Linked DNA regions of Homo sapiens: regions 2 and 3 are each linked to region 1. A link is a loop called in an ENCODE intact Hi-C map of the cell type or tissue named here. Cell type or tissue: PC-9. All regions are shown on one strand.

Evidence for each region. A loop is a pair of places that touch in the nucleus more often than their neighbours do. Peaks named below come from ENCODE experiments on the same cell type or tissue, not always from the same donor. Only the 100,000 strongest peaks of a DNase experiment are listed, where the experiment ranks them.
Region 2: it touches region 1 in a loop (7-fold over the local background); 3 of 110 quality-filtered maps call a loop at or near these places.
Region 3: it touches region 1 in a loop (6-fold over the local background); 2 of 110 quality-filtered maps call a loop at or near these places.

The regions. Positions count from the first base shown.
Region 1 is chr9:95,089,159-95,097,158 of GRCh38, reverse strand. It overlaps a transcript of AOPEP not described here. Among named protein-coding and RNA genes, the nearest start is that of MIR3074, 7.1 kb to the right of the region's middle. RefSeq lists enhancers at 4,957-5,706, 5,707-6,456, 6,457-7,206. In PC-9, no CTCF peak of the experiment used is centred here; DNase peaks (open chromatin) are centred at 4,608, 4,988 and 5,428; H3K4me3 peaks cover 819 bases; H3K27ac peaks cover 4,263 bases.
Region 2 is chr9:94,922,413-94,930,412 of GRCh38, reverse strand. It overlaps AOPEP (aminopeptidase O (putative)), which reads right to left. Exons shown (of 17, transcript NM_001193329.3): 6 at 6,238-6,427; 7 at 1,882-1,988. AOPEP-AS1 (AOPEP antisense RNA 1) reads left to right here. Exons shown (of 2, transcript NR_147614.1): 2 at 1,550-3,393. Among named protein-coding and RNA genes, the nearest start is that of AOPEP-AS1, 19 kb to the left of the region's middle. RefSeq lists enhancers at 312-812, 1,529-2,317, 2,318-3,107. In PC-9, no CTCF peak of the experiment used is centred here; DNase peaks (open chromatin) are centred at 4,082, 7,492 and 7,912; H3K4me3 peaks cover 1,330 bases; H3K27ac peaks cover 4,395 bases.
Region 3 is chr9:94,945,906-94,953,905 of GRCh38, reverse strand. The region is part of intron 7 of AOPEP (aminopeptidase O (putative)); the gene reads right to left. Among named protein-coding and RNA genes, the nearest start is that of AOPEP-AS1, 4.4 kb to the right of the region's middle. RefSeq lists silencers at 1,164-1,393, 3,294-3,472. In PC-9, no CTCF peak of the experiment used is centred here; DNase peaks (open chromatin) are centred at 2,755, 3,275 and 7,925; H3K4me3 peaks cover 1,256 bases; H3K27ac peaks cover 5,880 bases.

The sequences.
Region 1 (8,000 bases):
GATGTTTTGTAGGCACCTAAATCTGGGTTTCTTAAATGCAGCACCATGAGCACTTTGGACCAGATGCCTCCCTGTTGTGGGGGTGTCCTGTGCACTGCAGGGTGTTGGCAGCATCCTGGCCTCCACCACTAGGTGCCGGTGCACCCCTTCCACCAGTGGTGACAAAACTTTCTCCAGACATTGCCCAATCCCCTTCCAACCGAGGGTACTGCTGTAACTGCTGGCCTCTCCCTCTGGAACGACATCCTAGACACAGACACTAACGGTTGTAGACACAGCGAATAGACAACCTGATTCCAACATTCATATGGACAGTAAACGTTCATGAACAGCCAGGCAAGCTCTGAAAGTGAAGCGTACCACGCACTGACACATACTTTGGTGTGAGGTTCTCATGAAGGGAAACATGGGTGGGGCTGAAAGGGCCCCCGTGGCTGCAGCCAGCGGCCAGCTCTCAGGCCTCATGGGCCGACCTCCTCCCAGCTCACATGCTCCTCCTCTTCTCCTGACCCCCTCCTGGTGGGCGCCCTTGGACTCCACCTAGAGGCTGGACCCTGTCCTGCCCGTGGCTTCACATGGCATCTCTAGGCAGAGGGACCACACCTGCCCCTGGATCACCGGCCCGGAGAGCCCGCCGCCTGTTGGGCATCACCACTGGCGGTGTGAAGACCCTCTCTGCTTACCACATCCCAGGTGGGCCCACCTGCTCCACCCACCTCCCGCACCCACCAGCTCCCCATGTTGCCGATGGCCATTCCATCCTGCCAGGGACTCAGGGCGAGTTCTGAAGCCACTCTTGACCCCTCCCTTTCTCCCACCTCCACATCCAGCCCGTCGGGGAGCCAGGAAGCTGGCCCTCTGTCACTCCCCGCTACTCACTGCCTAGGTTTCAGACATCATCTCCCGCCGAGTAAATCACGTGTACATGTACAGAATTTAGTATAAGATAAAGACATTGCCATCAACGGGGAAAAGATGGTATCAGGAGTAAAACTGTTACAGAATAAGCTCCCCAGCCCTCTGCCTTTCCCAGCGTCGGCATCTGGAGCATGGCTCGTTCTGGGATCTGTGTGTTCTGAGAAGCCTCTAGCAGTTCCCCTGCTTCGGAGAGGCAGGGAGGCTGCAGCCACTCTGGGGAGATGCTGCATTACTTACTTAGATAAATAAGGATTTCGCTTATAAAATTGAAGCTTCCCTCCTCCCAAAATGCAGAAAGCATTTTCTGGTCTTTCATTTAGAACTTCTTTGTTCCTCAGTGGTTTGCAGATGGTCACACCCTGTCCAGCCCCGGCCACTCCCTCCCGGCCCACCCACACCCCTGCGTGCAGGTCACTGCCTCAGGGCAGACTCTCCAGTCCTTTGGAGGGAGGAAGGGGAGCTGAGAGGATGCCGATCTCACGAAGAGGGGGCGGGACCCAAGGCTCCAGCGCATCCCTGCGGACTTCCATGCCTCCTTTCAGGCCAGGCCGTGGGGACCCCCCACGCATCTCCCTTGGCTGTGTCTGCCACAGGGAACCCTTTCCATGCCCAACGCAAAAGCAAGAAACCACAGGAGAAAAGGTGGGTAAAACTGGCCATACAGAAATCAAAAGCAAACTCACCAAAGTATCTCAATACACATGGTAAACTGAGGGAAGAAGAAGTATTTGCAGCACATGAAAAAAGCGAATTTCCTAACTTCTAAAGCTCTTCTACACATCAGTAAGGAAACAGCTGCCAGCTCGAAACGCACGGGCAGGGACACACACGACACAGGGAACGGGACGGCAGGGGCTTTTCCACAGCGTGGCAGAAGCCCAGGTGCTCCCAACCATCTCCACGGCAGCTTGGGAAACACTCAAGGCTGATGCTCCCCATGCTGATGACAGAGTGCGGAACAGGCAGAGGAAGGGACAGGAAACTGGTACCACCTTTTCGGAGGACAGCCTGTCAAACATCCAAATTTATCAGCACCGTAAGATAGGGTGAAAAAAATCAAAATAGAAAATTGACTCTGGAAACAGTATGGTAACCTAGAACTCTGATCTATCCATTCTGCCTCTAGATGTTTACCCAAAAGAATGCAAAGTAACAGCTGAGGAAATCCTGGACGCCATGTTCCTGGCAGCACTCTCCTGGACAGCCAAGAGGCAGACAGCTGCATCCGCCAGCAGCCAAGCCAGTGCAGAAAGGAAACGTGGTCTGTGTGTATGGCAGGATGGTCCTCAGCCTTAGAAGGCAGAGATCCTACACTTTGGGAGGCCCAGGCAGGCAGATCACGAGGTCAGGAGTTCAAGACCAGCCTGGCCAACATGGTGAAACCCCGTCTCTACTGAAAATACAAAAATTAGCTGGGCATGGTGGCGCACACCTGTAATCCCAGCTACTCGGGAGGCTGAGGCAGGAGAATTGCTTGAACCCAGGAGGCAGAGGCTGCAGTGAGCCAAGATCGTGCCACTGCACTCCACTTGGGCAGCAGAGTGAGACTCTGTCTCAAAGAAAAAAGAAAAAAGAGGCAGAGATCCTGAGCACGCCACAGTATGGAGGAACCTGGAAGACTTTATGTTAAATGAAATCAGCCAGACATAAAAGGACAAAGATTTTATGAATCCTCTCATATGAGCTCCCTAAAACAGGCAAGCCTCAAAGACAGGAAGCTGCATGGTGCTTCCCAGGGACCTGGGGGAGGGGAAGTGGGGCACGAGTGTTGAATGGGTCCCGTTTCACTGGGGAAGATGAAAAAGTTCTGCAGGCGGATCGTGGTGAGCTGCACAACAATGAAGACACCGAGGCTGCTGAGCTGGGTCCTGACACATGGTTATACTGGTCAATCTTATGTGTATTCTGCTGTAATAAAAGCACTAAGATCGAAAAAGATTATATATCCTTTCTCCAAGGAGCAGACACCCAGTTCTCCTGACCCCACTCCCTCCACTGCAGACTGCAGGGATCCACACTAGTGCGCACATCTAGGGCTTTCCCCGTGGATATGCCGGCGCCTGTGCGTGTGCAGGATGCGACAGCCAACAACCACTGGGGCAACTCAGAGGTTCACATAAAGATATAAATGAAAGGAAACAGAGAGGGAGGAAAGGGAGAGAAAGGAGAAGAGCAAGAAAGGGGTGGGGGAGAGAGAGGAACGAGAGAAAAAAAGGAAAAGCCTGCGTGCAAGCAAGTGCACACTCTTACCCTTGAGCCCGGGCCTGCTGTCCACTTCACACACACTGACCCAACAAAGTCAGCTGAAGCTTACAGAGGAGGAAATGCAAACACAGAGAGGCCGAATAATGTGCCCAAGGCTACACTGAGGCCATCTAGCAGGGCTGGGACTTGAACGAAGCCCCCAGAAGGTGGGGTGTCACTGCCTCTCGAGTTACAGCGCGTCCATGCAATGCAGCCATCGACACAGAGAAGCGAGCGTTATGTACGTGCCAATCTAGACCCGTGTGAACACTGTGCCACCCTCCGTGTATAAAGCAGGGCCTGCACACGTGCTTGCCGGCGCCAGGGTGGAGACGGTAATCAACTTCATTATAGTGATTTGGGGAAGAGACTAGCTGAAAAGGCAGAGAAAACTTACTTTTTGTTTACATATTACCTATATTTGTTTGCATGTGTGATCTATGAGAAAAATAAGTTGTTATCAAGTATGCAAAGGAAGACTCTTTGTTTGCTCTAAGAGAGGGCTGCCGTTAAACGCTGCCCTGAAGGGAAGGAGGCCAGGCACCATCTGTAACTTTAAAAGGAGACAGCGCCATCTCTGATCCTTGCACCGTAGTCACCGTGGTGGTGCTTTTGTTTCTTATTCACAGGACTTATGTTCTACCATTGGACAGAATTTTCTAGAAAAAGTCTACTTACTATGACTGGACGCATGTGCCCTGACATTTGTTGGGCCATGACCCAGCTTTCCAAAGACCCATCCTCCATCTGCCAGGGCCCTGTGCTCATCATGGCTTTCCTCCTGTACGCAAGTCCTCTGCCTCAGCTGTGCTAAAACCAAGTTTCTGCAGTCACTTCCTCCACGCTTTTAACTTAGTAAAGCAGATACAATCATCAAACTATAGCTCCTTCCCCATAAATTATCTGTGTTTTCTTTACAACCCAACATAAATGCACACTTGTTCCATTCCATCAGCAATCACTGAAACGGACTCCGGCCTCATCTCTGAGTTATGCCGTAATTCATGTTCTTCCTGAGCCTCCCTCCCTAAACATAACTGCAGCTGAAGTCCCTGGGGACTTAAATCATAGGGTCAGAATGCAGAAACCTCAGGGATCACGGGTGAAGAGTGTGGTGTCTTAGCCACAGAGGGCTTCCTTGACTCCTGCCTTTCAGAGCTCGCCATGAGCGTCCGATCCAGTCGTCAGGAAACGCACTTCTGTTCTGTCAGACCTCGTTGTGGCAAGGGAGGACTATGAGAGCAGAAAGGAACTTTCTGGAACTCAGGACTCTTGGCAGTGAGTCAGGGTCTGACCATGGGCAGCTTCAGCACCCCACCCACACCCCGCTGGCAAAAGCACCTCCTCGGCTGCGCTTTAAAGTGGCGGACAGATTCCACAAAGGCCCAGGCTGAAAGAAATTACAGGCAGAAGGAGCACAAAGAAAGCTTAAGAAAATGGAAACCACAGGGTGCACACCCAGTCGCCTCTGTGCCCCAGACAAAGCCACAGATGAGCTGTCTGGGCAGGCGGCCCCAGGCAGGATCAGAGCTGGGCACTCCTCTCCCAGGTGGGGAGCCTGTGGGAGACTCAGAATGGACAGTCCCCCTGGGAGCAGCCCCAGGCCCGCCCCCAGGCCCCACTCAGCGACTGCCAGGGTCAGGTAGGGGTGGCAGAGCAGCCAGATGCTGGGTGGGCCCAGGCGGGGGTGGGAGGCTCTGGTCTTTACAGCAGCTCCCCCTGGGCCCACCCCCTTTAAGTCCTGGGGCTGAGAAGCCAAACCCTGACCTTGTTTTATCTCAACAAACACCGCAGGGACCGGTCTGGTTCCTTGTAAGCTGTTGGGACTAGACAGAACTGTGTGGTCAGAGGTCTTTCTCTGCATTTCTGCATTTAGCCCTGCACTGCCTCTCCCTACTAGTGTGTGTGTGTGTGCACACACACACACACACACACACACAGCCTTCAACAGGCTTTTGGTGCCATCAGCAACTCTCTCAGGCCACAGCCTGGTGACCGAAGCTCTCAGCCTTTCTTCTCTTCTGGATCTATGTGAGAACCACGGGGCATCAACCCCCTTTTCCCACCCCCAGCCCCAAGAGTGGCTTCTCAGGCTGGGCCTCCCATGGGGGCTGCTGGGGTGGGGTGCGCACATGCACACGTGCCAAGTTGGTCTTGGGACATCTGTGGCTTTACGGTGGTTTCCTTCCACCCCAGGCTCGGCTGCCGGCCTTTCTCACACCGTCTAGTTATCCGACTGGAACAGGAATGCCTATCGGGTGATCAGTCTCCCAGACAGCAGGGAGGGTGGGAAGAGATCTATAAAACCCTGCCACTGAATAGTCACAACTGGCCTCTCCTCACTTCCACCTTGTAAATCTCCAGAGCCCAAGCAGCAAGGCCAAGGTCACTGTCCCGCGGGTGCTGGGAACGACCCTGGGAGGTCCAGGCAGCCCTTTCAACCTCCAGCTCCCCCAAACCTCTTGGGTGGCCACCGTCTCCGTGCCCCTATACAGTGACTGTCATGGCTGGGCCCTGCACAGAGTGAGCCTGCAGTGGCTCAGCCCAAGGGCACCAACTAACCAAAGAGCCACCACACTTTAATGTGAACCCCTGACAAAGTGCCAGGCAGCACCCCGCTTATTCTGGGGAATGGGGTGTGGTGGGCCCTGCGCACCCAGAGTTCTGCTTGGAAGGAGCCTCCCAGGACAGACTGTGGCCCCTTGCCGGGTGGGACTGCCTTGCCAAGGAGCCCTCCTTCCCTGCCAGCACCTCCCCTCACCCCCACCCATGACCCACACAAGTCCTCCACTGGCCCCATCTATAGAACAAGGACGTGCTTGGTCTAGAACTTGAAACTCTAAACAAACTGTCCCTTGAAAGCGGCCCTTGGCCTTGCTTTCAGCTGCTCTGTGGGTCACAGCTGCCTTTGGTGAGGTCACTGCGGCACAGGTCCCTCCCCTCGGCCTCCCCCAGGCCCGGCCACCGGCTGTTGCAGGCTGAATCGAGGTGGAGGGAAGCCGCAGCCTCCCTGGACCCCTTTGTCATTGAGGGCAGGTTTTCCGTCAGGGCTGTCTTGGGTGTGGCTGGCCTCCCTCCATGCTGCAGGCAAGGTCACCTTGCCTAGCATGGAGGCTATTATTTCAGTATTTTGGTTTGAAATTCCAATAAACATAAATGCTTTAAAATCCTTTAATCCTCAAAGGAAGCTGAGCTGGGACCTGACCGTCTTCCCTGGTGTTTCTTTCCTGTATCCTCCCTCACCCCACTTTTTGCCTTTGTCCAGCCAGAATTCCCTGCCCTTATACCCCTGGCTGTGGTCCAGAGCCCTGGGCTGGGGAGGTCCTCCTGTCCCTTCAACCCCAGCAGGGAGGCAGGGGCTGCCTTTCTAGGCCGGCCCCAGGGTGCTGGCGAGGCCTGCAGGCGACCAAGTGCAGGGTGTGGTCACTGCTGCTTCCTCCCTTCGAAGGGGGGGCCCTCTGGGCTGGGGTCACCCTCAGATGCCCTGGCTACCTCCCCTCCCGCAGCAGGCCCTGGGCCCGGGCCCAGCCACAGGTTGGCGCAGCCTGTGTTCAGACAGCCGGAGGCGGCAGCAGGGGACATGGTTTAAAACGTGCTGGCCTCTGGAGAAGTGCCCTGCACTGGGCTGCCCGGCTCCTGCGGGCTGAAACACTGGCATCTCTGCGGCCTCAGGGGGAAGGACTGGACCCGGCATCCGTTTGTTCTCCTGGAGGACAGTGGCAATTAACCCATTAACTTGCTGCCTCTCCCTGATCTTTTATTAAACCTGGCAAACCCAGTTAACTGTTCGTACCTACCACTCAGGGGACAGATGGCCCTGTGACGTTGCTAGTGGCTGCAGGCCACAGGGGCCAGGGTGGCGTGTTGCGGCCTCTGCCCTCCAGCCCCTCAGTGGCCCTTCAGTGCCGTTTAGCCCCACGCAGCCTCAGGGCATAGCCATGGGGCTCCCCCATCCCATGGCATCTGCAAGTCATTTTAGAGCCTAAGAAAGCCCCTTGTGAGCAGGTGTTTCTTGGCTTCTACCTAGACAGGAAGCTGATGTGTCTTGTGGGGACCCTCCAGTCCTGGGTCCGTCTGTTCAGTGGAGGCGCTGGCTTGTTGGTAAAGAAGGTTGTTCCTGTCAGTTTCTTACAGCCTGTTGCAGGGTGGGGGGAGCTAATATCTTCACATCTGATTAACTGAGAACCTGTGACAGGTCCCACCCATGGGTCGGCCGCGGGGAGCTGCTGAGCTGAGGCTGGGAAACAGCACTTAACTGGCGGATTCAAGTTCAGGTTTCCATGCTTTCCAAAGCAGCCCGTGCCCCCACCCAGCCTGCCCTTCCATCAGACTGGATTAGGAGTGAAGGCCCAGGGGGGCCTCTCAAGTCTTGGCTGCTGAGTGTGACAAGACAGTATCCCCAGGAGTGCCTGGACACGGAGGCTTCAGCAGATGTCAACGAAGGGCCCACAGCTGGGGAGGCATTGTGGCGTGGAGGAAAGCTCTGAGCCATGTGGACCTGCGTTCAAACCCTGCCACTTGGCAGATGAATCCACAGTGGGAACTCAGGTTCCCCAGCACACCCACATCCTGCTCTTCCAGACAGCCCGTCTTCATCCAAAACTACTATGTCCCGTGCAGACAGCCCTGCTCTCCGAAGGTGCTATGGCTGGGCTAAGGCAGTGAGCGTTCTAGCCTCAGTTGTCACACGCCCTTTGATCTGAGCTAGTTTCTGATGTGATACTTCACTTAAAAATGGAAGAGTACTGGTCACATCTGTCTCCTACTGACCCCGAGACCCCGGTTTGCTCTCAGGCTGGAATCTAGAGGCCTCTCTGCCAGGCCCTGGGTGGAGGTTC
Region 2 (8,000 bases), 170 kb after region 1:
ACAAACTTAACACATGCAAAGCTGGAAACTTCATTTTCCTTCCAAGCTCCTCCTCATGTCTTTACCATCACACAAATGGGATCACCATCTACCCAACTGTCCAACTCAAAAACCTCAAAGTCATTCTGGATACACTCATTTTCCTCTTCTCCACATTCAATCAACCAAAGACCTGCCCGTTCCACAGCCAAAACACATTTCAAATAGGTCTGCGTCTTGCATCTGTCACAGGCACTCCAGGGCCTCTTGCATGGACTACTGCAAGGCTGCAACCGTTCTCCTGGCTTTCCGTCGGCTGCCTGTGGTGCTCTCCACACAGCAGCAGAGCAGCACCGTCCAAATACTGAGCAGATCATACCACCTTCCTGCTGAAGGTCCTGGAGCAGCTTCTGAAGAACTTGGGGAAAGACTCGTGTGACCTGGCTCCTGCCTGCCTCTCTTGGCCCCTGCCCTCAGTCCCTTTTCCAGCCACACTGCCCTTCTTTCTGTCCCTAAGGCACATGAAGGCCTTTCCCACCTCAGGCAGGCTATGCACAAGGCAGCTCATTTTCAGAGAGAAATTCCCCACCTCCTTATGCGCCGCCCTCCAGTTAGTATGGACATCACCGAGCAGTCTGCTCACAGTGCTGCGCACCACCTGTGACCGGCCGGTACCTGTAGCCATGTCCCTGCTAAGTGGAAGCTCTGTGAGAGCAGGGGCCATGTTCACTTTGGCCATAGGAGTAGCTGTCCTGCCTGGATCAATCAGCATTGGCCAAGAGAAAAGATGCTGGAACAATGGCTTTGGGGCGGGAACACAGGTCTCCTGGCTCCTGGCCCGCTCCACTTCCCTCCGCTAGATCTCCTTTCCGAAACAATGGATGAGTCAACTTGGGAGTCCGCCTTAGCGTGCAAGCGCAGGGAACTTTGCTGTGGGAAGGGTGCAGCTTGCCATACCCCAACATTCTGCAGTGCTGCACAAAAGTCCCAGCCAGCTCCCTCCCTGGGGTGCATTTGCGTTAGGCTTCAGTCACAGTCAGGCGAAGTGGGGGTGTATATTTAAAAACAAACAACAACAGCAGAACCATCCAAGGCAGGCCTCTGCCTGGGAAAGTAGATGGGCCTTCAGGGCGGCCATCTAAGAACAGGCGAGGAGAGGAGCAGTTCCTGGATGGCCATCCCTCCCCACCTGTTTGATGGCAGATTACCAACATCTGACTCTAGTGGAAGAGGAGGGGAGGTGATGGAACCTCCTGTTGCCATAGCAACCACAGTGCTCCCGGAGCCTAGGTACCAGGTTTCAGATAAACATTTCACAAAGAAAAGGAGCAAAGCAGAGAGGGACAAACGTGGAAAAATGGCATGAAATAATCCTGCACATGCCACAAGCCACAGTCTACAAACAAAACTCAGGAGCTGGCCATGGAATCCTGCTGCACAGGGGAGCAGCAGAGGCTTCCTGCTGGGCTACGATGGAAACAAAAGGGCCCATTGACACATACATCTGTGACCACTAAACACTTAGGAATCAATATTTTCCTAAAGATTTTTTTCCCCTTTGGCTTTATAGGTTTACTGTCTGCCAGGCTGCCAAACCCCAACCCTCGCCACATCCGCAGCCACCACGTAAAGTGACTGTTAGAACTTCAAACGAAGGATCTGACCCCCGGAAATGGCCTCATGCTAGTTTTTTCCTAAACAGTCACCAGGAAAATGACGGAAGGCAAATCGAAACGCATGCCCTGAAAGACTTAGAACATAACCATCACATCTGGGGGACAAGAAGCCCACCCCAACTTAATTTAAAAAGGAAACACAGCAGATGTCATCAGTTGGCAGGGAGGTGTCTTGAAGGAAAGAAGGAGGGGAATGAGAGGGCTGTGGATCACCATGCAGCTTTACCTTAACACCTGCATCTCCTCGGGGGAGCATTGCATCTCGTCCTGGAGGCGACGCCAGCGCAGACAAGCCCTCAGCTCCTGCTGCTCCCGGGCCTCATAGGGGGCCAGCTGCTCAGCCACAGACACACAGACACACATGCACAAAACACAGTCACTGTTGTGGTCCTGGTGCAATGGCTCACTTTGTTTCAATGGGGGACAAGATAGCCTGCCCCTGCTCTCACCTTGCTTCCATCAGAAACCTAAAGGCCACTGGAGCCTCTTAGTGCCTAAAACAAAAAACCAACCGTGCACGCTCGCTTGTGCTGCTGGCCGTGGAGCTGGGCCTGCTGTTTGGCGGAGGTCGCCTTGTTCTGGAACCCACCCATCCCACCGACACACACCTGGTCTGGAGAGAGTGGGCTTCCCTTGGGACCATTTCCACTTTGATCTGTCCTCTTTTCCTGCTTTGTCTTTCTGCACAGGATGGGGAAGGCCCCACCGTTCACCTCCGATTTTCCCCAGCCCTCAATTTTGTTAAGGACTGTTTCCAGCGGGGCCTGCTAATGCAACCCAGATGATTCTGTGTGCACATAACTAGAAGTGCTGCCTGGACTCACTCTGGGGGAGGGGAGGCCATCACACTCTGCCCTACTGAGTCAGAACCAGCTGCCGTCCCATGGTGTGCTCACTGGGCCACACGGCCCCGACCTCTGTGAGGGAAGGCAGCAGAGCACCCACTGGGGAGGGAAGACGTCTATCCACGGGTGTTTCTGGAAATCAAACTTTCCTGATAATTCGTTCAACAGATATTTACTGAGTCTCTGCTAGGCCATGGGGACATTACAGACAGGGCCTGGGGCAGCAGCCAGGGGAGGGAGAGATGGGCAGGAACACTAACATCAGAGAGCAGGTGACGGGAGAGGTGAAGGGAGAACCCAGATGCCCCCTTGCCCACCAGGGCTTCCTGAGGAGGTGGTGGTGACAGCACTGATCCTCAGGGAAGGAGGAGTCGGCCGGGGAGGAGGGATTTCGGGAAGAGCACTTGCAAGGCACGTCGGGCCAGGAAGTGTGTGATGTGCTTAGAGAATGGCAAGGCATATGGTCAGGCCTGGAGCAGACTACCATTCTGGGAGGGAGCAAGGTGCAGGGAAGCTGGCAGAGGCCAGACGATCCTCAGACCCCATGTGCCTGCTGTTATGGACTAAACTGTGTCTCCACAAAATATATGTGTTGAAGGCCTTACCCCGGTGTGACTGTATTTGGAGATAAGGCTTTCAAGGAGGTCATTAAGGTTAAGTAAGTCATGAGTGGGGCCCTAATCCTACAGGGCTGGTGTTCTTATAAGAAGAGGAAGAGCCAACAGAGCGTACTTTCTCTCTGCATGCACAGAGGAAAGGCCATATGAGAACGCAGAGAAAAAGCAGCTCGTGGCCACCTGCAAGCCAGGAAGAGTGAGGGGCCTCACCAGAAACCAACCCTGCTGGCACCTTGGTCTTGGACTTCCAGCCTCCAGAACTGTGAGGAATAAACGTCTGTTGTTTAATTCACCCAGTCTCTGGTATTTATTATGGCAGTCCAAGCAGACTAATATGTCTGTGAAGGCATTTAGACTTTCTCCAGGTTGATGACAAGTTACACCATCCAACCTTGCGACTGACTTGATTCACAAATCCCTGCGGATGCCTCTCTGAGTGGAAGGTGGTCTCCATCACCTTGTTGAGATTTCACATGTCCCCCGCAACCCACCCCCGGCCCCACCATGCTTTCTACTGCTCAGTGCTGCAGAGCACAGTCTCCCAGGCAGCAAAGTGACCCCGGTGACCCCTGTCACCCTGTATCCTCATGCCCTGCTCCCGGGTGGGGCCTGCTGGCCAGGAGCACCTGGGAGGTGGCACACCCACCCCTGCCCCACAGGGCACTCCCCCACTCCCTGGACGGTCTGAGGCAGGCACTCGCCAGGGCCAGCAACAGCCCAGTCTCGCACTTGAAGGGAGAGGTCAGCCTGGCGGACTTGCTCTGGAAATGTTTCAAACTTTGTGCTGGAATCTAGAATGGCAATTTTGCCTCAGGGATATTCATGTTTTCACATCTCGAAGAGTTACTGCATGTACCTCCAAGGATGATGAGGGGGCTGACTCCTATCATGTTAAGGGAAAAGAGCAACAGGGCAAGCTCAGCTCCTGCTGTCCCTTTAGGCTCACAACAGAAGCCACCGCCTCCACAAAGGCTTTCCAGGCCCGCCCAGACCTGTCCTCTCCTACCTCGGAATTCTGACAATATTTAGTGTTTACTTCTCTATGTAAACTTATCAGTCAAGAGGCAGGACCAAGCCAGCAGACTAAGGAGTGGCCTCCTAGAAGTCTAGGCAAAGGGAAGGGTAAGGAGGAGCACTCTTTGGAGATGCAGGAGATAAAAACTGGAGGTTCCATGATCAGATGCCTGGAATGCACCACAACTGCCAGGACCAGCGCGAATCTGAGAGTCTCAGAAGGGAGGCACTCCAGGGAAGAGATGGTGATAGAGGCACGTTCATATTAAACCCCTGCTGAATGCCTGTGTGTAAGACGGAGGGAAACACAAAGAGGAAGGGAACAGGTATTTCTTGTACATTCTCCACGTGTCAGGCACTGTGCTAAGCTCATTCACACCTGATCCCATTCACCCTGCAAGCTTTGGCATTCTTACATCCATTCTACAAATGAGGAAACGGAGGCTTGGGGAGGCTACCTAACCTACCTATACTCACAGAGCCAACGAATGGCAGAGCCAGGACTGGAAGTCTGTCTGACTCAGACCCCAGAGCCTTTTCTGTATCTATCATGTGGCCTCTCCTCACAGGACTCCATGTGGCAGGGGACACTGATGTGCACACTGCTGGGTCCACGGCCAGGGTATGAAAAGCAAGACCCAGCTCCAATTTAAAGCAGGTATAGTCCAGGTGTGAGGATAAGGAAATGACACAGTAGAAGGAAAAGAAAAAATAAAATAAGTTTAAAAAGGTAAGCACCAAGTATTGTGGGAACCCACAGTGTGTAGGAGGGTAGTGTTGAATTGTGAGCCGGGTAATCAGCCTGGGCTAGCTAGAGAAGGTGACCTCCAGCTGGTTAGTGAAAAATAAATAAGATTTCAACAGACAAAGGACCTTGAACAATATCATGCAGGTATGCACAAACTTGGGAATTTTGGAAAATGCCAAATAGTCCAGTGTATAAGGGACAGAGATGACAGGGGGAAAAAAGTGACCTAAACATTAGGAACTTGAGGCTGGGCGCGGTGGCTCACGCCTGTAATCCCAGCACTTTGGGAGGCCAAGGTGGGCGGATCACGAGGTCAGGAGTTCGAGACCAGACTGGCCAATATGGCGAAACCCCCGTCTACTAAAAATACAAAAATTAGCTGGGCATGGTGACATGTGCCTGTCATCCTAGCTACTCAGGAGGCTGAGGCAGAAGAATTGCTTGAACCCAGGAGGTGGAGGTTGCAGTGAGCCAAGATCGTGCCACTGCACTCCAGCCTGGGCGACAGAGCTAGACTCCGTCTCAACAACAACAACAACAACAAAAATAGGAACTTGAAAGTAAGCACGAAGCAGCTTAGTTGCTTATCATCCTCATTGGAACTGGTGGCCAATGCTTTAAGGTAGAGGTTGCAAACTGGGAGCGTGTGCACCAGGTCTGGCTTCTGGGTATGTTTGTCTTGCGTGGTATTTTTTAAATTAGTAAACTTCACATAAAAGTCCAGAATTATAAGTTACCTTAAAAAACTAATAGTGTAGGTTATATTGAGCCCTCCTTCCTTCACCATGACAATTGGTTAGAGCTGAGTAGCTGCTGTCAGTTTGCCACAGTTCTCACCATTCCCTAATCTATACCGCCCCTGCTTCATTCTTCATTCACTACTTGTGAGCAGACATCTGAGATGACTCTGGATTTATGTTTTAATCTCTTTATTTAAAACACACACACATACACTGCACACACACAAGTCACCACAATCACAACCACAAAGAAGTGCTTGAGTATGCTATAGCATGACCTTTTCTTCACATCTCTGCTCAAATATCTCCTTATCAGAGAGGCCTTCTCTTACTACCTTCTAAAATAGGACCCACTGCCCCTCTATGGGTCTCATTTCTCTTCACAGTACTCCAACACTTGACCCATTACTGATTCACTTGTCTACTCTCTCTCCCATCTCTAGATTGTAAATCCTGTGGGGAGTAGGGGCTTCCCTCTCTTATTTATGCAGCCATCTCCCCAGCAAAATTTGTGCCTAGTGCATAGTAGGCCCTCAGTCCATAGCTGTTGGGTGAGCAAATGACCAGAAATGGAATTTGACTCTGGGTAGTGAAATACTTAGGGTCACTTTAACCCACCTGCTGTGCTGTGGCCCAAAACACATCCTCCAAGTGAGTGGCGAAGCCTTCACTCAGCCACTCCTCCGTCCAGTCTCGGGCCCCGATGGCTAGGCCAAACCAGGCATGGGCAATTTCATGGCAGAGGCGGGTCCCACAGAGATGGTTCCCTCCTGTCAAGATGCTCTGAGAGAGGAACATGATGTGTGGGCTGTGGATAATGGGGGAGAAAATGCACAGAGTCTTGTTAGAGCCTGTCCTCATGGCCATCCGATGGGGCAGCTTTCCTAGCCTGGCAAGCCTGTTATTATCATGTGCATGCTAGATCATGACAGATAGGCTTGCGGCTTAGATGCTTTCAGACATAAATAAAGTGGCAGTTTATGTTTCTGGCTGTAGTTCAGGTGGCCGTTTCTGCCAACCAGTTTTCTCCATCATCAAACGGCTATTACCTGTAATAAGTAACCTGCACCAAAGTTTTACACTCAAAACAAAAATTACAAGGCAATGGAAGCATTTACTCTGAAATCTGGACTGTAAAAGAAGAGCAGGTGTGACAGTGTGAAGCCTAAGCTGTCAGGAGAGTGATCAAAGAAGACCCTTCAGCCAAAAATCTGAGCAGCTTACAAACAAATTGAGAAGTCATGCAGAAGGACAGAAAAAGCCAAGAAGAATGGAGCAGAAAATGTTCCATTCTGCACGGGGAGCTGGCTATGATGTTAACAAACGAGCAGGTGCCGGGGATGGCTGAGGTTTCCAGGAGGCCCGAATAAAGGCCGAGACCGTGTAAGGCCAAGCTTTTCCATCATATCTGCAAGTGCTTATAGACTCACATGACAGAACAAAATTATGCTGACAGAAAGAAGGCAGGGAGTTATCCCACCCAGGTGTGCAAATGGCCCCAGGACTGGCACCAGACAGGGAGATTTATCTAATCTCATTTTCCATACCTTGTGTTAAAACCCAAAATATCACCATTAAAACTGCATAGGTGGAATGGGAAGAAGGGGAGCTGACGAAAGAGGCCCATCAAATATCTTCCATGCCTCCTCCTTCAGCAATTATCCTTTTTCCAGGACTTGTTTACAGTCTTCCTAATGAAGAATTTGCCCTTAAAAAAATCTCTCCTCCATCAGTTGAACAAAAACAGTTGTGAAACCTTCCAAATTAGGAAACTGTACACACCGGTTCCTCCCTTCAAAAGTCATTTGTTTGCTATCATGTCGGCTCGGCACAAGCCAAGACTGCTCGCAGGTTTTTCTTCCACTCCCACAGCCACCATTAGAGAAAACCCCACCTCGAGTTCCCTTACACAACATCACCCATTCAGCTCAGAGAGCTCAACTGCAATCATGGTAGTCATGTCTGCCAAAACAGACAGCTTTCATGTGAAGTAATAACAGGGCAGGCATGCAAATGAAAAAGCATCTGCCAGGTGCTCTGAAGAGGACACCAGAAACCCCAGAAATTACAAGTGGAGTTGGGGCACTCAGGATAAAGGGGTGCGATGCAACAGGCACCAACAGTATTGTTCAGAGCACTAACTCAGGGGAAAAAAAAAAACAAGGAAGGAAGGAAGAAACTGAGAGACACAGGAACTAAACTCCCCTAACTGAGAAAGTCACCCCGTTGAGAAGACAAACTGTGCAACCTGGCATTTTCAAGTAAATGGCTCTGGCATGTGCAATGCTACAAAAAGCCACAGAAATGTACCAAGTAAATAACATTCCAGACATACTGCTGGCAGCAGTTCACCCTTTGGGCTAAAACAAGACAGAAGTAAC
Region 3 (8,000 bases), 140 kb after region 1:
GCCATCTAGTAAAGATTTGTGCAGTGTTACAGTATAGCTTCAACAGCTGAATCAAAATAAGTGAGGAGGTATTTACAGCTTTCGGCTGTTCTAAAACCGGCCACTCACTGGATCAACACTGAGGAGTGTTGAGGTGAAGGAAGGCAAGGAACCACGAGAGGGTTGGTGCATCAGAAAAGCAAGGGGTTATTTTAAAAGGTAGTGTGGTGGTGCAGAAGGTATGCAGCCTTTGGAATATGAGACCTAGTTTAGACTAGCAGCCTTACTTCTTACTACCTGTTACTTACTAACCTTCATTTACTCACTTGTAAAATGGGAATAATCCTACCCACCTTCCCTGATCCTGCAGAGAATAACTGAAATAATACATTGCAAAGCCCCTAGCAAGGGCCAGGGATACAGAAATTACCTAATAAACTTAATAAAATATTCCATTTTAGCAAACAGGATCCCTGATTAAGTCTTAGCTGAATACTCTGGGACATTATCCCAGCAGACACAAGGCACAGAATCAGCAGATACCTAAAGGAAAGATGATGATGAAAACCATCAGAGCTAACTGCATACTTTTCATTTTTCTACTCGATCCCTGACTTACCTACATGCCCACACTTGTAAGAATAACTAATCCATTTCATCTTCATTTAAGACTCCCCTGAAAAGAATCAGCTTTTTTCACTGCTCTCAGGTTTGTCCTGCCATGCAATGTTTTTGTAAGAAAGCCACACTAGCTTTGATAAGGAAAGCCCATCACCCACTGTCTGGGGGAAGGGAGACTTCTCAAGAGTCAGTCTGAACTCAAACTAGGTTGCCCAGCCCTAAGACAGGCAGAGTTGCCGTGCGTCTTTTTTGCCCTTGAGCCCTGAATTGAGACTGCTCGAAGGGGAGGAACACAGAAGAATGATGTAAATCTCTGCTCAGAAGGCTGGCTTCCAGGTTCCAGTTCCCAATGACGCCTTCAGTTGCTGTTTTTTCCTTTGCCTAAAAATGTCCTTCCCGAAAGCATCCCTCTCTAACTCTCTTCTTCCATCCTCTCCAAATGAAGAAGTGCTCAAGAAAATTCTTCCTGCTGACAGCATTCAAAGCCAATATACAAGTCCCCAAGAGATTCCTTTGATAGCAGCTTGCTGCTGGAGAGGGCAGTGCACAGGCAAGCTTTGCAAGAAATCAGAGGGGGTGGTTTCTAGGAGGAAATGACACTCTATGAATGGAAACAGGAAACTTCCATCTCTGTGCTACTCTGGTTCTCACAATGCTACTAATACCAGGTCTGCGTAGAGAGACAAAGTACCGGAGAAAGCAGATGAACTACAACCACACACAGTAACACAGATGACTCTCACAGGTCAGCCAAAGAAGTCAGGTCCACGAAGTGCACACACACATGTACAAGTCCATGTCAATGAAATCCAAGAACAGGCAAAACTGACCTATGGGGATAGAGATCAGAATAATGGTCACCTTGGGAGGGAGTGTTGACAGACAGCAGAGAAACAGGAAGGTTTCTGAGATGCTGGGACTGTTCTATAGATTGATCTGAATGTACTTTCATGGGGATAAATCATAAAAATCCTTTGAGCCATCTAGCAAAGACTTGTGCACTTTAATGTATCTATGTTATGTTTCATTTAAAAACTTAAGCGATGCACGTACATGAAACAGCATACACTTGCGAGCAGGAAAGGCCATCAGTCTAGAAAAGGGGCTTTGCCACTCATGTGCCACTGGCACACGACTAGGATGAACTAAGCCCTATGCACCTGAGGACCAATGCAAAATTTTTTTTAAAATGACAGTGTGAGAGGCAGGAAGGGCTGTGGCAAATCCAACTGGTCGGTCTACTCCCATTCTCATTTGCCTTCTTCCTTGCCACTTGTATGACTGAATCTGAAAAGCTAATGCTCATTTTCTAAGTGTCTCTTGCAGCTGTGGCACTTAGTCCAGGCCAAAATGAAAAAAGCAGATGTCTGCTGTGATTCCATGCTGGGTGGGGTTCTGGGAAAGCTTTTGCTTTCCTTATAAAGGGGGAAAATGTGACTGCTACCGCACCTCTTCCCCACAAGCCTGGTGGATGGAGCAGTGATGGCCATCTTGCAACCATGAGGCAGCAAACCAGGATTCTGTGGAGAGCAGAATGGACTGAAGGAAGGCAAACAGCCTTTACTATCATCATGCTGCTCCTGGCCAGCCTGGGGATGCCTGCCTTCTGACTTTGTATTGTGTGTGAAAGATAACTACCATTTGTTTAAGTCAACCATTGCTTTATTGCTGCAATAATTGTAGCCAGATTCGTTTCTAACTGGACTAGTACTAACAGCTAACGTTTCCTGGTTATCCTCTGTGCCAGGTACTCAGCCAAGCTCTTCTTATTATGCATCACACCCTCTTCCCTCATAAGATCCTGATGAGGCCACATCCTGTTTATGCCCATTTAAAAGTTAAAGAAAGTGAGTCCTAGAGAAGACCACAAAACTGGTTAGTGGCAGAGTCGAGGTTAAGAACCCAGGTCCACAGAACACCAAAGTCCTTGCTACACTCTGGGGCCCCCCCAAGATCCAGGTCCCCATCTTGGCTGTGCCAAGTACTAAGTGGAGAACCTTAGAGGAATTGCTTACCCTCCCTGAAGCTCAGCTTCCTCACCTGTAAAGTCTGCAGTGAGGCTCAGGTCATGTGGAAGCATTCCATAAAAGCAAAAGTGTTCAGTATCTCTTAGACATTACACTCTGGTGTTTATTTCTTTGGCTGGAATACATGGAATGTGAGAGATCAAGTTACCAAGGTCATCTGAGCTCAAATGCCCTTGGTTTCTGTTGTACTTGGCACCAAATGCAACAACTGAGATTGACGTGCCCTTTCCCTTCCCCACGCCTTCCTTTTCCACCACAACCACAGAGGCAATGTGGATATTTAAAGAGTGGGCAGGTGGCAGTGATATTTGATACATAATGATTTGATTTCGAATCGGGCCTCCTGAAGAAAGGTCCAATCCTGCAGGATAACCCCAAGGGTGGGATTTGAGAAAATGCCTCTGAACTGTCCTCTGGCATGTCAGCTGGGTCTGAATACCCACCTGCTGCTCTGCCCCCACCCAGGCGGGCCCTCCAGCAGCACTCTTCCTCTCACACTCCCAGCAGTCAGCATGAGAGCCACAAGAGATTCTTCAACTATAAACCTGCTGCTGCCACGCCTGAGCCAGGGACTAAGCATCCCAGAAATGAGACAGAAGGGAATTAATGATCATTTCAACATCTCAGTGTTTCTGTTAGTCGCAGCTGCCCCACCAGGTTTGACAGCTTTGAGAGCAGGACCTCACTCACCCTGCAACAATGGAGGAAGTGAAATCTGACCCTTGTGTAGAGACTGGCCAACAGTGCCCATCTGAGCCCCAGATGCACAGGTGAGACCTGCAGGGGAAGGAGCATGACCACTGGGTGAGGGCTTGGACCCAAGTCTCTCCACTGCCATGTGATCTTGAACATAAGCCCCATGCAGTCCGGCTCCCTCATCTGTGAAAAGGTGACAGTAAGAGTCACTGGGGCAGCTCCCAGAGCTGAGTGGCACCAGAGCACTCAGCCAGAGCTCCTCCTGGCATTCAGTAGCTCAATGTAAATGTGGCTATTATCTGCGTTCTGTGTTCCGACTATGTTCTGACTGAGCCTCCAGTAGCATCAACTAAACCTTCCTCTGACAGGCAAAGACATTAAGAAGACATGGCACCATAGTTACGCATGTGAGATGCTGTCATGGGGGAAAGCTGGGGGAGGGGACACAGGAACTCACTCTACTACTACAGTAATTTCTTGGGAGTCTAAACCTATTCCAAAATGAAAAGGTTTTAATGACACCACACACAAATGTAGCCTATACTCTCCCTTGGTGAGACTGCTGATTTTGAATGCAAACCCTTTAAGGGCTGGTCTTTAAGCTTGCTCCTTGACTCATCATCATCAGAAAATAAATAAAAGAAACAACAAATTTCAAGAGCCACATAAAGTCCTACTAAGCTAGGTCTGGGCATCTTCCTTACACACTCATCCCCTTGGTCTACACCGCTCCACGAAGACACCTCTGGGTAAAAAATGAAGGCAGAATGATGAAAGCACAGGAATTCTCTATCCACTGTTTGTTTTCGGTGACAATTTTCCTATCTATAAACTGTGAATAATGAACATTTGCCACTGACTAGCATTTGCAGTGCTACCAAAAGGTTGTGAATAAACCTTTAACTAATAAATTTGTATTGTATCAACACCGCTGGTATTTGGCAGGTGTGACTGTCTGTATGCTTTTCAAAATGGATTTAACAGCTACCCAGCAGGAAGGGCTTCCCCACTGGGACCATCAGCCTGCAGCAGACACAGAAAGATATTCCTCTGGTGTTGAAAAAGGCAATTGCTAAGATGATTTAAGACAGAAGGAGGATCCCTCTGAGGAGCCACGGGAAAATAAACAAGGTTTATTCTGTCCTCCTGAGAGTGAAAGGACCCAGTGGTGGGTACCCATAAGAAGTCTCAGCGTCCCGGGTCGGCTGCTAAAGAAGGTGATAAGGAGAAACTCTGTAGTTAGCAGAACTGTGGAAAATGCAAACAAACTCCACACATTTTAATAATCAGGGTGGGAAAATGAAAGATGAAACTCAGAAAAGCAATGAGTATCAACACAAAACCAAAATGTCCTCAGGTCTTGATTGCCCATGTATCAGAAATTCCTCTGAGAAGCAAAACACCACATGGAGAAAAAATAAGAAACCAATCAATGCAATGGTCTGAGTGCTATATTGTCCCATTCAACACAGCAAGCGATGATCTAGACACATTCTCAAAAGAGACAGAGAAAAACGGAGAGCCAAGACACCCATGTGACTGCACAGGCAGTTTCTGCTAAGGGTGGTTTTCAGAGAACACAGACAATAGTTGAACGGGATGCTGGAGAAAGGAAAAACCCACGCTACATAAAGAGAGCTGGGAGGCTGTAAAATGACTGCCAAGAAGGCAAAACTTCAGGATGGGCTAGTGGAGAAGGCCCAGGACAACAAAAAGGGCTTTGGAGGTGAAGTTGGGAGCATAAGGAAGACCAGGTGCCAAGAGGTGGCAGAAAGAACAGAATGACTCAACTCCCATTTTGATTCAACTTTCCTGCCAAGGAGAATGATTTTCAAGCTACTCATGGTAGAATAAGCCCTGCTATGTGGGAACTGCTGCTTGGTACTGGTAGACAGGGCTCCTTCACCCTTTAAAGGAGTTCCCATTCCAAGTCCAGGTGAGGGACAGGCTATAGCTCTGAAAGCTTCCACCTGTGATATGTGATCACAGATCTCTGCGGGGAGGATCAATTCACACAGACAATGAGAAAGAAGCTGAAGGAGGTAGACAGCTATTCCGATTTGCAAAGATAAGAGATGGGGGGCGGGGCAAAATTTGTGATGACGTTATTGAACAGTTTGTGAGCACTTAAAAGAGAAAATGATGAACTACAAGAGTTAGAATGGGATCCTGAGGGCCAATTCCAGAAATTCAGTGGGGCATCTTGACTTCTGCAAGGCAGCTAGTAGAATGGATGTGGTGGAGAGCATGCAACGGTGAGCATATGGTAGTTGTTTCACGGCTTTATACAAGGCTAAAAAACAGAGCCCCAAGGGTGTTGATTAATTATTTGCTATAACCTGGATGGAGATCCTTAGGTCTGTGCCTAAGGAATGGTGATTTACTGGCTTAACAGATTTGCCTATGAGCTATAGTTGGGAGTCTACCTGGTTGACTGACAGCATCCACAGTCAAGAACAGCAACCGCAGGCTGAACTGAGGGTCCAATGAATAAGAAGAAAATATCTAATAGAGAGAAAGAGTTTTTAAAAAATTAACTGTTTGCCTATGAAAAATATTTAGTATATTTAATTTTCTGTAAACTCAACATGTAGCAGGAGGTGACTGCTGTGGCTTCCAACATAGTAAGCACAAGGGTGGGCTGGATCAACAGGAGGAATGCAAATGTAATGGGAATCCCACTGGGGGAGGTGATGTGGAGAGGAGCAGTTAGGAGCTGGGCTCTGGGGTCAGATGCGCCTCTGCTTTCACCCCAGTGCTGCTGCTTACTCGCTGTGCAGATAAGGCTGACTGCTTAATATCTCCATGCACCTGCTTCCTCCTCTATCAAATGGGGAGGAAAATGGTACTATGGTACCAGCACTTCTCTCACAAGGCCATTTTGGGATCAAATGAGATAATGTATATAGAATGCTTAGGACAGTGTTTGGCATATTAAAAGCACTCAAAGAATGTTATTAAGGAGGAAAAATGCATGGGACTTGGAATGGTAGAACTGCCATGACAAGGTGTATTATACTGAATGTAAAAATGAAATATGGGGCTGGGTGCAGGGGCCCAAGCCTGTAATCTCAGCATTTCAGGAGGCCAAGGCAGAGGATCCCTTGAGGCCAGGAGCTCGAGACCAGCCTGGGCAACAAAGCGAGATGTGGTAGTGCTCGCCTGTAGTCCCAGCTACTCAGGAGGCTGAGGTGGGTGGATCACTGAGCCCAGGAGTTCAAGGCTGCAGTGAACTTTGATTGCGCCACTGCATTCTAGCCTGGGCGACAGAGAAAGACCCATCTCTTAAAAGAATAACAAAAGGCCGGGTGCGGTGGATCACGCCTGTAATCCCAGCACTTTGGGAGGCCGAGGCGGGTGGATCACGAGGTCAGGTGATTGAGACCATCCTGGCTAACACAGTGAAACCCCGTCTCTAATAAAAATACAAAAAAAAAAATTAGCCGGGCGTGGTGGCAGGCGCCTGTAGTCCCAGCTACTCGGGAGGCTGAGGCAGGAGAATGGCGTGAACCCAGGAGGCGGAGCTTGCAGTGAGCCGAGATCGCGCCACTGCACTCCAGCCTGGGCGACAGAGCGAGACTCTATCTCGAAAAAAAAAAAAAAGAATAACAAAAAAGAAACATGGTATATATATATATCTGAGTGAATCCCACTGGATGAACACTTGTCCTTCCTTTCTGGATGATCCAGATCCAGGGGTGCAATAACAGTTCCACTCCATGCTTCATGGGTGGCGCCTCAAAGCAGGCTGTGTTCAGTTCAGTTGTCACATTTGGAGAAGACCACTGTCAACAAAGAGAACAACCAAGGACCAAGCCCAAGAAAGCGAACGTTCTCCCAGGCATGCGGTATATATGCTAAATTCACCCAAAAAAGTGACCTATTGGTCAGGAAAAGAAAGAAGAGCCTTCAGATACGTAGATTGTTTTGGTGGGAGCAAGGCGCATTCTGTGCAATTCTGGAGATAAGAGCTAAGAGGACTGCGCAGATGTTACAGGAGGCAGATTCCAGCCAAATCTGAGAAGGGCCATTCTAAGGATCAGGCTCTTCCTACAGGAAATCTGCTGTTTGTTAGTGCAATGAGACCTGGATCCTGGAACTGCTCAGGTAGAAGCTGAGCACAGGAAATCTGCTGTTTGCTAGTGCAATGAGACCTGGATCCTGGAACTGCTCAGGTAGAAGCTGAGTGGCCATCTGTCAGGCACAGGGAAGGTTAGGCAAAATCACTTTTAAGGTCCTTTCTGACTCTAATATCTACAATTTTAAGAGACTGTACAGCCCGGAATATATTTAAGCTAAAGCATGTGAAGGAAAACATTATTCATCCATTCAGTAGAGTCAAGAGGTTTGCTACATAGCTTTGGCCTTGCTAAATCAGCATCAAGTGTGGTTTTCATTTCAAAAAAACTAAACTAAATGAATTATTTAGAGGAAGCTTAACTGAATTGTATTAAATATATATTGCGAGATAGAATTAACTTTTTGAGTATAGGATCCAGGCAGTACAAGGCCTTGACTGTACTTTTCACAGTGTTCTGTTTGGGGCGGGGTAGAGCTGTGCAATGTGCTGAGACAGGTCTCCTCATAAGCTGGGTTCATCTATCAGGGTTAAGGTGATCATAGTGACTCAGCCATAACTCAGGCTGCTGGTGTGCCATACACATTCAGAACACAGGA